2 separate regions of the Homo sapiens genome follow, and region 2 is linked to region 1. Evidence: chromatin contacts called from ENCODE Hi-C or POLR2A ChIA-PET data. All regions are on one chromosome and are shown on one strand. Each heading gives the region's core, a stretch centred on a gene start or an enhancer-like site at or near the end of the contact. The rest is flanking DNA. Distances are from core to core; before and after follow the strand shown. Region 1 holds the start of MARK1 (microtubule affinity regulating kinase 1). Region 2 holds the start of MTARC2 (mitochondrial amidoxime reducing component 2).

Evidence for each region. A loop is a pair of places that touch in the nucleus more often than their neighbours do. ChIA-PET counts read pairs that join two places held with the same protein, here RNA polymerase II (POLR2A). Pooled maps may share reads with other maps.
Region 2: a map of heart left ventricle shows a loop between it and region 1 (4-fold over the local background). The contact joins the promoter of MTARC2 here to the promoter of MARK1 in region 1. A Hi-C loop is called at or near these places in 5 of 168 maps with a recorded cell type or tissue (Right ventricle myocardium inferior, ascending aorta, endothelial cell of umbilical vein and 2 more), 3 of 37 single-sample maps with no recorded cell type and 19 of 50 pooled maps. POLR2A ChIA-PET finds 5 or more read pairs at or near these places in 1 of 52 experiments (WTC11).

Annotation. Positions count from the first base shown.
Region 1 is chr1:220,525,581-220,531,078 of GRCh38, forward strand. MARK1 (microtubule affinity regulating kinase 1) reads left to right here and starts at 2,556. Exons shown (of 18, transcript NM_018650.5): 1 at 2,556-3,293. The coding sequence starts at 3,243. RefSeq lists a silencer at 2,620-2,919.
Region 2 is chr1:220,744,092-220,749,571 of GRCh38, forward strand. MTARC2 (mitochondrial amidoxime reducing component 2) reads left to right here and starts at 4,231. Exons shown (of 8, transcript NM_017898.5): 1 at 4,231-4,712. The coding sequence starts at 4,441. LOC124904516 (a long non-coding RNA gene) reads right to left here and starts at 4,724. Exons shown (of 2, transcript XR_007066884.1): 1 at 3,728-4,724; 2 at 229-2,672.

The DNA of each region.
Region 1 (5,498 bases), core at 1,306-3,805:
TGACTCCATCACAATAATGCCTCATGTCATTTTTTTTTCCTCTCCCATGTTTAAGGATCTACTAATGCCATTTTAAGGGGAGAAGAGCTCATATAGGGACAGACAGTATTTCCTTTTGAAAAACATAGTGACTTTTTTTTTAACCTGGGCAAAGTGCATTTTCACTTAGTTTTCACTACATACCAAGCTTAAAATTGTTAGGTATTAATAAGGATTATTTGAATGGCATTTTCTTTTGGATAGAATTGTTCTATCCAAAAAAACAATTTGGCTAGCTAGAATTATGGATTCGAGCTACCTAGTAATGACTCTCTTTGAATGTAGTTTCACTGTTAGAAGTGTTCTTGGGGATTGACTTAAACAATAAATATCCCTTCCTATTATTATGTGATATTCCGTAAATTTCAATATGTGAAATAGTGAGCATTGTGTAGCAAATATAGCTAAGGGATTTGTCCATGGCTTTTAACAGACACTTTAAAATCTGTGGAAGCCACTGTGCCAGAATCTGGGGCTCTCCTTTAAGCTCTGTCTCGAATTAGCCATTATATCTTATGGGGTGAACCTATGGTTTTTGTGACTGGTGCAAGATTGAACAGCACCACATATTTCAGTTATCTTCTTCTGTATCTTATTAACCTGGTGCATCTGTGATCTTGAACAAGTTAACTTAGTGGAATTTTGTAAAATGGAAATAAATATGCCTGTCAGGGTCACCACGATTATAAAGATAGAAAAATATGTGAGTATACTTTAAAGAGCAAAATACATACTACCAGCTGAAGGAATGATTCATATTCCAATGGGGCTGAACGCCTTTTCACAGCTACTTGTTTATTGCTAGGTTAACTCAGGTACTATTGCAACACTAGGTACCCTTGTGTGGCTGCAGCAGTCAGTGATGCCGCTGACACTGTGATGGCAGCCCCTACAGGCAGCCGTCGCAATAGTTAACCAGAAAATAACCAGAAAAATACAGGATTATGCCCTTGCAACTTCAATGTATCTTGGTGATTCAGGATTTTCTGCAGAGGGCACGTAAATGCTTGACATTCTCAGTAACACATCATAGTTCAGGAGGCAGCATTGCAGTTCCGCTGCCTAAATTCTGTTTGAGAAGTGGTGATGACCACCAAAGGGATCTTGTTTTTTTTTTTTTTTTCATTTGCTTTGTGAAATTGGTAAGTGGTTACAAGAGAAAATGCTAAAGAAATAAGTACACAGATGGTGTTCTAGAAGTGAATATAGACTGGGTGAGAATTGCTTCTTTCCTCAAAGGATTTTTGTGTTTGCTATTTTCAGGTCTTTTGGACCCATGCTTCAAGGGTCAAGTGTTAACTTTTCAGAAACAACCTTTAATGAGTCAGGATAAAAACCATCTGGTTCAGGGATTCTTCTTTCAAATGGAGGAAATTCAGAAGAGACGAGAAATTTCCCACCATTATAAGAATTCCACTGGAGGCATACTGAAGCAGCTCAGAAAATCAATGTATCCGCTCCTATCTTTCATTCCTTTTGTCTTCCTGCCCATCCATGAAAGGAAGTGAAAAAGAAATGTTGCAAAGAAGAATAGAGAGACGATAAGGTTTTCGTTCTACAGGCTGAATGTGCAAAATGTAAGCTCTCAAATGAGATTAAAAAAAAATGCAGCCTTGCTTATAAAAGGCGAATGGGTCCTGGACAATGCACTACAGACGCGGGTGCCTACAGGATGTCTTGAGGCAGGTGGGTGGAAGTGTGAGGAAGCCACCTGGAAGAGGGAGGACAGGGCCCAAATCAGACACAGCTCTCCATCCTCCCTAAACAGGCTCGCCTAAGTGACACTTCCTTGTGTCCCAGGAAGTGACGATCAGCCAGTGTAGATGTTGTGACTCGCGGGTCTCACCCACTCCGAGGGTGCTGCAGGGCGCCCAGAGCGAGACGTCTTCCGCCGGCCCCATTCCCGAAGAGGCCGCGCCGTCGGGGGCTGAGACCCACTTGTACTGAGTCTCCAGCCGCCTCCCTAGGCTGCTGGCGCTTCTAGGGGCTTCTGTGCTTTTTGCCAAACTCTGAGGGTGACCCTGAACCTAACGGCTCCCTAGAGAAGGAGACTGACAGAGGGCTCAGGCGAGGATAGGGATTGAGAAAGCGTGGAAACGGGGGAGGAGGAGTAGAATTTAAGAATGGTAAAAGTCCCGAGGTAGGAGAAAAGGAGGGGTAGGATCCAGGGTAGGATTGAATCCAATTCTTCTCCAATGAAACGGACAAACAAACAAACAAACAAACAAAAACAGAAAGAAAGAAAAAGAAAAAAAAAAGCCACTGATTCACATCAGCTCTCTCTCACCCTCAACCCGGCAAAAACCAAACACGAATAAAAATAAAACCACCAGAGGCTCTTAGACGACCGTAAACTCTGCGGGTGGGGCACGAAACAAAAATAAACACAGGGACAGGCGGGCAAGAGAGCGCGGGAGGAGGAGGAGGAGAAAAAGGAGGAGGAGGAGGAGGAGGAGGCGGCCCCGCATCCCTAATGAGGGAATGAATGGAGAGGCCCCCTCGGCTGGCGCCCGCCCACCCGGCGGCGGCCGCCAAGTGCCTCTGGGCGCTGCGTGCCGCGCCCGCTGCTCCGCGCGCAGCCGGCTCGGGCCGCTCCTCCTGACTGAGGCGCGGCGGCGGCGGTGGCTGTGACCGCGCGGACCGAGCCGAGACATTCGCGCCGGGGGATCGGGCGCCGCCGCCGCTGGGCCCCGGGCGCGTGGATGCGGCTGGGTCGGGCGGCGCCGTACACCTGAGGCGGAGAACGGGGCGCGGCGCGGGTGACGCTGTCAGGGCCGCGGTTCCTGACGCCCAGGCGCTCGCCAGGACGAGCCAGGCAGTGATTTGAGGCACCGGCTTCACCTTCACCCATGGTCCGGAGAGCCTAGCGGGGCTCGCCACCGCCTCCCGGCTCCCCTTCCACGCCTCATCCTGCCAGCCTCGCCGCCCCGCCAGCGCCGGGCAACCGCCTCGCCCGAAGCCCTCCCTCGTTACTGTCCGCATACCCCGGCGGCGCCGCCGCGGGAAGCGGCTCCCCCTCCTCTTCCTCCGCGTCCTCTTCCCTCTTTCCCCCGCCGGGGCCGCTTGTTGCACCGCCCCGCGGCCTGCGGGAGCCGCTCGCCCCGGCCTTGTGCTCGCGTCCGCACCCCTTTCCTGTCGCCCCCCGGGGCCCGCACCACAGCCCGGCCGGCGAGACCCCGGCCAGACCCCGCTGCCCGCACAAAATGTCGGCCCGGACGCCATTGCCGACGGTGAACGAGCGGGACACGGAAAATGTGAGTAACCGGAGCCTCCCTCGGGAGCAGTGGGGGCGAGACCCTCCTCTGATCCCCACTTCACCCGCGCTTGGGCCGTCCCCCGTGCCTCGGCGCGGCCACCCGCGGCAGGGTCTCCACCTGGAGCCCGGCGTGACCCTCACCCACTGCTCAGCCCTATTCTTCATTCCAACCCCATTTCGCTTGTTTCCCCTCAAGGGTGAGGGTAGGGAACCGTAAGTGGCGCCCTCTCGCTCGGAGGTGGTCCTCCAGGGGCGGATGGGGTGATGGAGGGCAGAGAAGCAGAATGGGATGGCAGAGTGGGCAGTCAGGATTGCTTTATTTCTACCTCTGCATTCTGTGCCCCCACCCGAATGAATGCTTGCTTTACAATAGCAGACGAGCCGGCTACCTCTCACACTCTTGCTTTTCTGGATCTTTCAATCCTTTGCACTCTCCCCTCCTCCCCCCGCATTGCCCCATGACTTTGCTTTTTGTAACATTGTGTCCACATTTTGGGTCATGGGCACCAAAGCGAGAAGGATGGGAATGGAAGTGGAGATGTGTGCGTGTTTGTGTATGAGTTTATACTGCTGTGACACTCTTAGTAGGGATGAGTAGAAGAATTTCACGAACAGCATCTATGGCCCTGGGGTTACAGCAAAATGTTGAAAAGCCACATGAAGCCAAGGGCTTTTTAATCTCTTCCTTAAGTCAGTGATAATGATGCAGGGCAGGTTTTACTTTAAATATCTCTCCTCCTTGGAGTGTCACAAGGTGCACATCTTTAAAGGAGGGATTTTCTGTGTCTTTGATCAGATTGCCCTCTGGAGCTGTTATCAAGATGCAGATGTGCCGGGCTTTTAAACTCTTGAAAAACGAAAAGAACAAGATCCCTTGTATTTCCACCTTCTGAAAAGTACAGTTGTGTGTGTGTGTGCAAGTTCCTTTGTGGGAAGGTTTTCTTGTTTTTGTTTTTGTTTAAAACACTCAAGACCTGTAAATAGGGCTTGGCTGATTTTCCGACTGATTTTAAGGACCTAGAGGGGTACTAAGTTTTGGTCAGCTGTCCAGAGCTCTCTGTCTAGTTATCTCATCAGCCGTCCAGCTTTTGATATACCACTGACTTCATGGGGTTGGTAAAATAAAATAACGAAGCGCTTTGGTGTTCTTAGACAAAAGGCATGAGAGAAAGGATACAAGCTCACTTCTGAGTTGTTGGAGGGGTATAAACAGATGATTTCATCTTAGGAGGGAAGCACAGAAATTTAATATAACTATACAAAGAGAGAAGAAATTCTACTAAGAGACCATTGTTAGAGGACCTGTGAAGATGTTTCAGAGTATGCTTTTGTCTTCCCTAGCGCCGTGCATTTAAATGGGAAAGATAGTGTAAGGCTGCTGCTATCATAAATTAGAACTTCATTTGCATCATAACTATTTTAGAAAATATAATTGATACATAATTTTGATTGAGAGATTGAACAAGTTCAGAGAAAAAGATGGATATTTTGGTTTGAGTTGGTTTTAAAGCCGAGTTGGCACAGAATTTTTCTAACAGGAACATTAAAAAAATGCCTGTCATTCAAGAGTGTGAATGAAAAGTATGACAGATGATAACCTTTGTTTTTATTAGCAAATTACTGTATGTGTTAACCCAGGAGGAGTGGAAAAATACATTGTTTTTATTTTCTTTTAGATTTTGAATAGTATAGCTTTTCTCATACTTGTATGAATAAGGTACTTCATAAAGACATGAGATATAATTATAGAAATATGCATTAAGGAATAGCACAAAATGCAGCTTCTCATGTAAGAACACACAAAAAAGGATTTTAAAGCTAAGCAATAATAGTATGATAAATTTTGTTGTGAGTACCTTCTGAAAATGATTATGCTGTATAAACTGATTTGCTGTTTCTGAACATGTTATTTCAAAGTCACTTTTATGGTCTTGTGCCTTATTGTGTTGTACATAATGATATCTCCATTTAGCTTACTTTACCCACACCTTATTTTCTCCTAATTGCTGTGGAAAATATCTATTATATGACACCTGTCAATTAATAAGTATGCACTCAGCATGTTCATTTTTTAGGTAAAGGGTTGGGAAGGGGATATAGAAGTAGTGTTTAAGATAAAGTCTCTCCCTGCAAGGAGCTTACAGAAGAGATAATAATCCCAAACAAGTAATGTATGGTAGAAGACATTGTGTAAATAGGGCTA
Region 2 (5,480 bases), core at 2,981-5,480, 220 kb after region 1:
GTATTACAAGCATGCACCACCATGCCTGCCTCATTCTCTCTTTTTCTGTTGTTTTAAATTTTTTGTAGAAACAGGGTCTCATTATGTTGCCCAGGCTGGTCTTGAACTCTTGGGCTCAAGTGATCCTCCTGCCTCAGTCGCCCAAAGCACTAGGATTACAGGTGTGTGCCACTGGGCCTGGCCTAAGGGGACCTTTGATTAATGTTTGGCCTGCATCAAACTGGGATGTAAGTGAGAAATAAACTTTTATTTTGTTAGAGCATTGAGATGTTGAGGTTGTTACAATATTTTAGCCTAGCCTGCGTCATGAGATTTGTTATATGGGTTGAAGGTTGACTATCCTCACTGCCTGATAATCTGATGTGCTCATCTCCCCAGGAAAGACAAACTGCTACATGGCCCTGATGAATACTTCCATTGGCTGCTGGGTACTCACCTTCCTGAAGAGGACCTGGCTAAGCAAGGTAATATTTGGGTTTTAGGCTTCTTTTTTTCTCTGGTTTCTTGGTTGATATTTTAATTGACAGAGTTTTCTTTATCTATGTCAGTGCCTCTAGGCAGACAATGATGTCTTATTCACTAGAAAGATTTTTCCTAAGCAGAAGTTGCCAAAATATGACAAACTAGGGGAAAAAGTTATGACTTGGGAAGGCATGATAAAAGGGTAATTTTCTTAATTTATAAAAGGATCTTATAAATTAACAAAAAAATAGATAAGTTGATTCAAATCAGAAGGGAAAAAAGATATGCAAACAGCCAATTAGACTCATGAATCCTCAACCTTTGATATGGTTTGGATCTGTGTCCCCAACCAAATCTCATGTTCAATTGCAACCCTCAGTGTTGGAGTTAAGGCCTGCTGGGAGGTGATTGGATCATGGGGCTGGTTTCTCATGGTTTAATACCATTCCCCTTGGTGCTATCATCCTGAGAGTGAGTTCTCATGAGATCTGGCTGTTTAAAAGCATGTGGAACCTCCCCCCTCTCTCTGGGTCCTGCTCCTATCATGTAAGACATCCACTGCTGCTTTGTCTTCCACCATGAGTAAAAGCTCCCTGAGGTCTCCCAGAAGCAGAAGCCGCCGTTCTTCCTGTACAGACTGCAGAACTATGAGCCAATTAAACATTTTTTCTTGATAAATGACCCAGCTTCAGGTATTTCATTATAGCAGTGTGAGAATGGACTAATACAGCCTCTCATCACCCCTCACTAATTCTACAAATGAAGATGCTGGGCTGCAAATGTACACATTACTGATAAGGAATTTCCCTGCTCCCCTGAAGGCACCCCCAACCCCAGCATTGGTGAAGCTTAAACAGGGCAGGCTATGATAGATAATGGCTGGTGAAGACAGCAAAGACTTGGCAGCACTCACCATGGCAAAGTTCCTCACTTGATGTCTATCCCCATCATTTTGCACATGAGGAGGTGGAAGCATGGAAAGGTCAAGTTACCCATCTATCTAGGTAACTATTTCTTCTTTGATGTCTCAAAGATACCTCTCACTCGCTGTTCACAATAGGCTCATCATCTTTTTTCCCAGACTATCTTCTTCTCTTGAATTCTCTTTTTTTTTTTTTTGAGACGGAGTCTCTCTCTGTCGCCCAGGCTGGAGTGCAGTGGCGCGATCTCGGCTCACTGAAAGCTCCGCCTCCTGGGTTCACACCATTCTCCTGCCTCAGCCTCCCAAGTAGCTGGGACTACAGATGCCCACCACCATGCCTGGCTAATTTTTTGTATTTTTAGTAGAGACGGGGTTTCACTATGTGAGCCAGGATGGTCTCGATATCCTGACCTCCTGATCCGCCCACCTCGGCCTCCCAAAGTGCTGGGATTACAGGTGTGAGCCACTGTGCCCAGCTTCTCTTGAATTCTTAATCTCTGAGAATGGTACCCCCATCCCACCCCAGACTTTTATGCCACAGAGCCAGGAGGCCCCGTGGGCTCTTCCTCTCCCTCTGGCTCTGTGTTCTGTCATCACTATCTCTTGTTAATTCTGTCCCCTGACCATCTCTCCTAACCACATGTCTATCTCCAGCCCCACTGTTATTTTTCCTTGATTTGGAATTACATCAGCCTGAACTAGGGCATTTGCAACTCATCTAACCATCTTTGGTGTTACTCTTTCTCAGAGCAGCCAGAATGGCCTTCCTAGCACCCAAGTCTAATCATGCCAGACTGTTGTTCAGAATTCTGAGGTGTCTCCACATTAAGTAGAGATAAGATGCCTGTTGATCTGACCTCTGCCCACCTGTCCTGCCTCAACTCCCGCCACCTGCTGCATGCACAGGTACATCCTAATACAGCTGGATTGCTGGTGGTTGCCCAAACATGCCACACTCTCTTGTTCCTTCCATTTTTTCAGGCTATTGCACGTGCTGCTCCTTTTGCCCAGAATCCTCTCCTTTACCCATCTCCAAGCCCCTCCTCATGTTCAAGTCTCAGCTCCAAAGCTCCGCCCTCTGAAAACAGCACTGTCCTGAGATTCAGCTGCTCTTTTGCCTCTGCATCCTCTGCATCTTGACCTTGCTTCTCCTCTGACATTATCCTCTAGACTTGCAGGGGAGGTGTCAGTCTTCTGGGGAGTCAGTGAACTGGATGGAAGGGCAGCTTCTTCTAAACTTTAAATCCCCAGTGCCAATCTAGGACGAAGCCTGGTGAATGATCAATATCTATGTGGTGAAAGAAAGAGATGATTAATCAATAAGACATTTGCCCTGTCTGGGAGCTCACGTATAGCGAGGCGATGGCTTTGTAAGCCCCTCACTCTGACAGCAGGCTTGTGGGCAGGGAGGACTCTGACCCTCCTCAGGAGTTGGGAGAGGCAAAGGGGGTCAGCTACAAGTGTACACACATCACATTCACCACACCATGCTTAAAAAACAAATCCATAAGTCGCAGCTGCCAAGCATGATGTAAATGTATGGGGATTGAGGGACTAATTCTGCTGGCCTGAGGTTTTTTCCTGGGTGGGGAGAGATTCAGGCCCTGTTTTGTCTTTCACTTTTCACAAGGAACAGCCAAAGGGAACCTGGCTCCTCTGGTTCTCCATCCTTCCCGGAGTCTCTTCCCACACTCCAGAACGGGCCCCTTTCTCTGGAGGTGGCCAGCCCAGATTTGGGGGGTGGCCCACTGGTTGGCCTCCTTAAACTTTCCTAGAACTGTGCCACAGTTTAAGGGACAAACTTTTGAAAAACAGAACAACAACAAAAAACTTGAAAGACTTCAAACCTTAATTTGTCTGAGAAAATCCACTGTTAACCCAATAGCTTGCTTGAATGGAGGTGTTAAAGATCAACAAAGCCAGACATTAGTTAAACCATGAAAACAGATTTTACTCAGTAACTACTTACAGTAGGAGAAAAAGCTGATCATTCTCATTTGTGCATAGCAGAATGGGCGTTTTAAAGGGTGAAGGAGAGAATAGGGCCGGGAAGCTAGCAGGGGATCAAGTGAAAAATCATGAAGGGGCGGTCAGTATTAATGACGGGCAGCTGTGCCTGGAGCTGGCCGTTATGAAGCTGGGATTCTATCCTCCCACAGAGACTGGGGGACAGAGGCCTATCCTCCCCATGACTGCATTTCAGAGCAATGGCTTTCAGGTCCTTGAGAAAGACACTTCTGAGGTGTAGGCGATACATATACATCTCAAAGCAACAGAGAAAGGATTCACAGTTGTAAGCCCTTTTAAGAAAATATCCTAAAAAAGGGAGGTCAGGGGCTTTACCATCGGGTGTTGGCTAGAATAAACGGGGAATTCTCCTGGCTGCCTTGAGCTTTCTCGGGAAGACATTTTACTGGGGTCGAGGTTAGGCGGCAGCGGAGGGTGGGGGACCTTGAGTCATGCTCCTATAAGCCACGCTAGAGTTCCTCGTCTTTGAGTGCAGAGGTTTAGACTGTGTCTTTGTGTGCAGAAAGTCCTGCAGTTCTCACAGCGACCTGCCAGAAAAAGTCGTTCCCAAATGTTTGTAAATCCTCCGTTGGGCAACCCGCCTTCACGTTCTGCGGTGATCTTGTCGAGCGACTAAGCGTGCAGTATTAGCAGAGAAGGGGGTGGCAGAGTGCTGGCGCTGAAGGTCATGTTGCATGGGTAACTGTCGTGTTGTAGGGGCGGGGAAGAGGGAGGAGACACTGACCACCCCAGAGGCCGCCCCATTAGCTCGCTTGCTTTGGGCGGCGTCGCTCCCACGGCGCCCAGGGTACCCCCGCCGCTGTCTGCCTGTCTTCCTCCATTACCGCGCAGGCTTGGTCACCGCATTAAGGCATTCCCGCTCTCCGCGGAACTGCTCTGCCGTCTCGGCGGTGAAAGTGTGAGAGGGTCCGTAGTTGGGTCAACTTTGACTCCTCTCGCCTGCCCGGATCCTTAAGGGCCTCCTCGTCCTCCCGGTCTCCGGTCGCTGCCGGGTCTGTGCGCCGGTCCGCGCCCGCCCTCGCTCTGCCATGGGCGCTTCCAGCTCCTCCGCGCTGGCCCGCCTCGGCCTCCCAGCCCGGCCCTGGCCCAGGTGGCTCGGGGTCGCCGCGCTAGGACTGGCCGCCGTGGCCCTGGGGACTGTCGCCTGGCGCCGCGCATGGCCCAGGCGGCGCCGGCGGCTGCAGCAGGTGGGCACCGTGGCGAAGCTCTGGATCTACCCGGTGAAATCCTGCAAAGGGGTGCCGGTGAGCGAGGCTGAGTGCACGGCCATGGGGCTGCGCAGCGGCAACCTGCGGGACAGGTACAGCACAGCGCGGGCGCGGGGCAGCGCGGAGCCTGCCTGGGATGAGGAGCGGGGGGGCAGGTGGGGCCCGATCTATCTGGGAAGGACTATAGAGGTTTGCCACCTGAGTTTCTGGGCTGACTGTTGGGCCGTTGGTCGTTTATCTGGGAAGGCCAAGTTCATGCCAGGTTTATTTTTGGTAAAGTAGGTAGGGGCAATCCCTTGCCCTTCCCTAGACGAGAGATTCCTCCTCTGTAACAGGAGGGGGTCTGACCTGTATCTCCAAGTCTCCTTAGCTCTAAAGTTTGTGATTCTATCCTAGTATACCAAAGTAGAAAAATAAAGCTATTGGCACTAGAAAGCAGCAAGAAAGAAACCAAGTGTTGTTCAAGGACATTGGCTTAGGCCTTGCTGGGCCTTGTTCCTCACATTTCTCCAATCCTGGGGGTGCCCTGGAGGCCTGATACACTTTGATGAAGGATGAGCAAGTGGCATGGGGACTCTGGGGCAGAGGTGATACTTGCCATTAAGGGAATAGTGTCCCCCCTTCTCCCATAGGCAGAGTTGTTCACAGCCTGGAACTTTGGGACTTTTGGGCCTGACACATAGACATTTCATACTTAGGATTAAGATGCCTTCTTCTTTTTTTTTTTTTTTTTTTTTGAGACAGAATCTCACTTCGTAGCTCAGGCTGGAGTGCAGTGGCACTATCTCAGCTCACTGCAACCTCCATCTCCCAAGTTCAAGCAATTCTCCTGCCTCAGCCTCCCAAGTAGCTGAGATTAC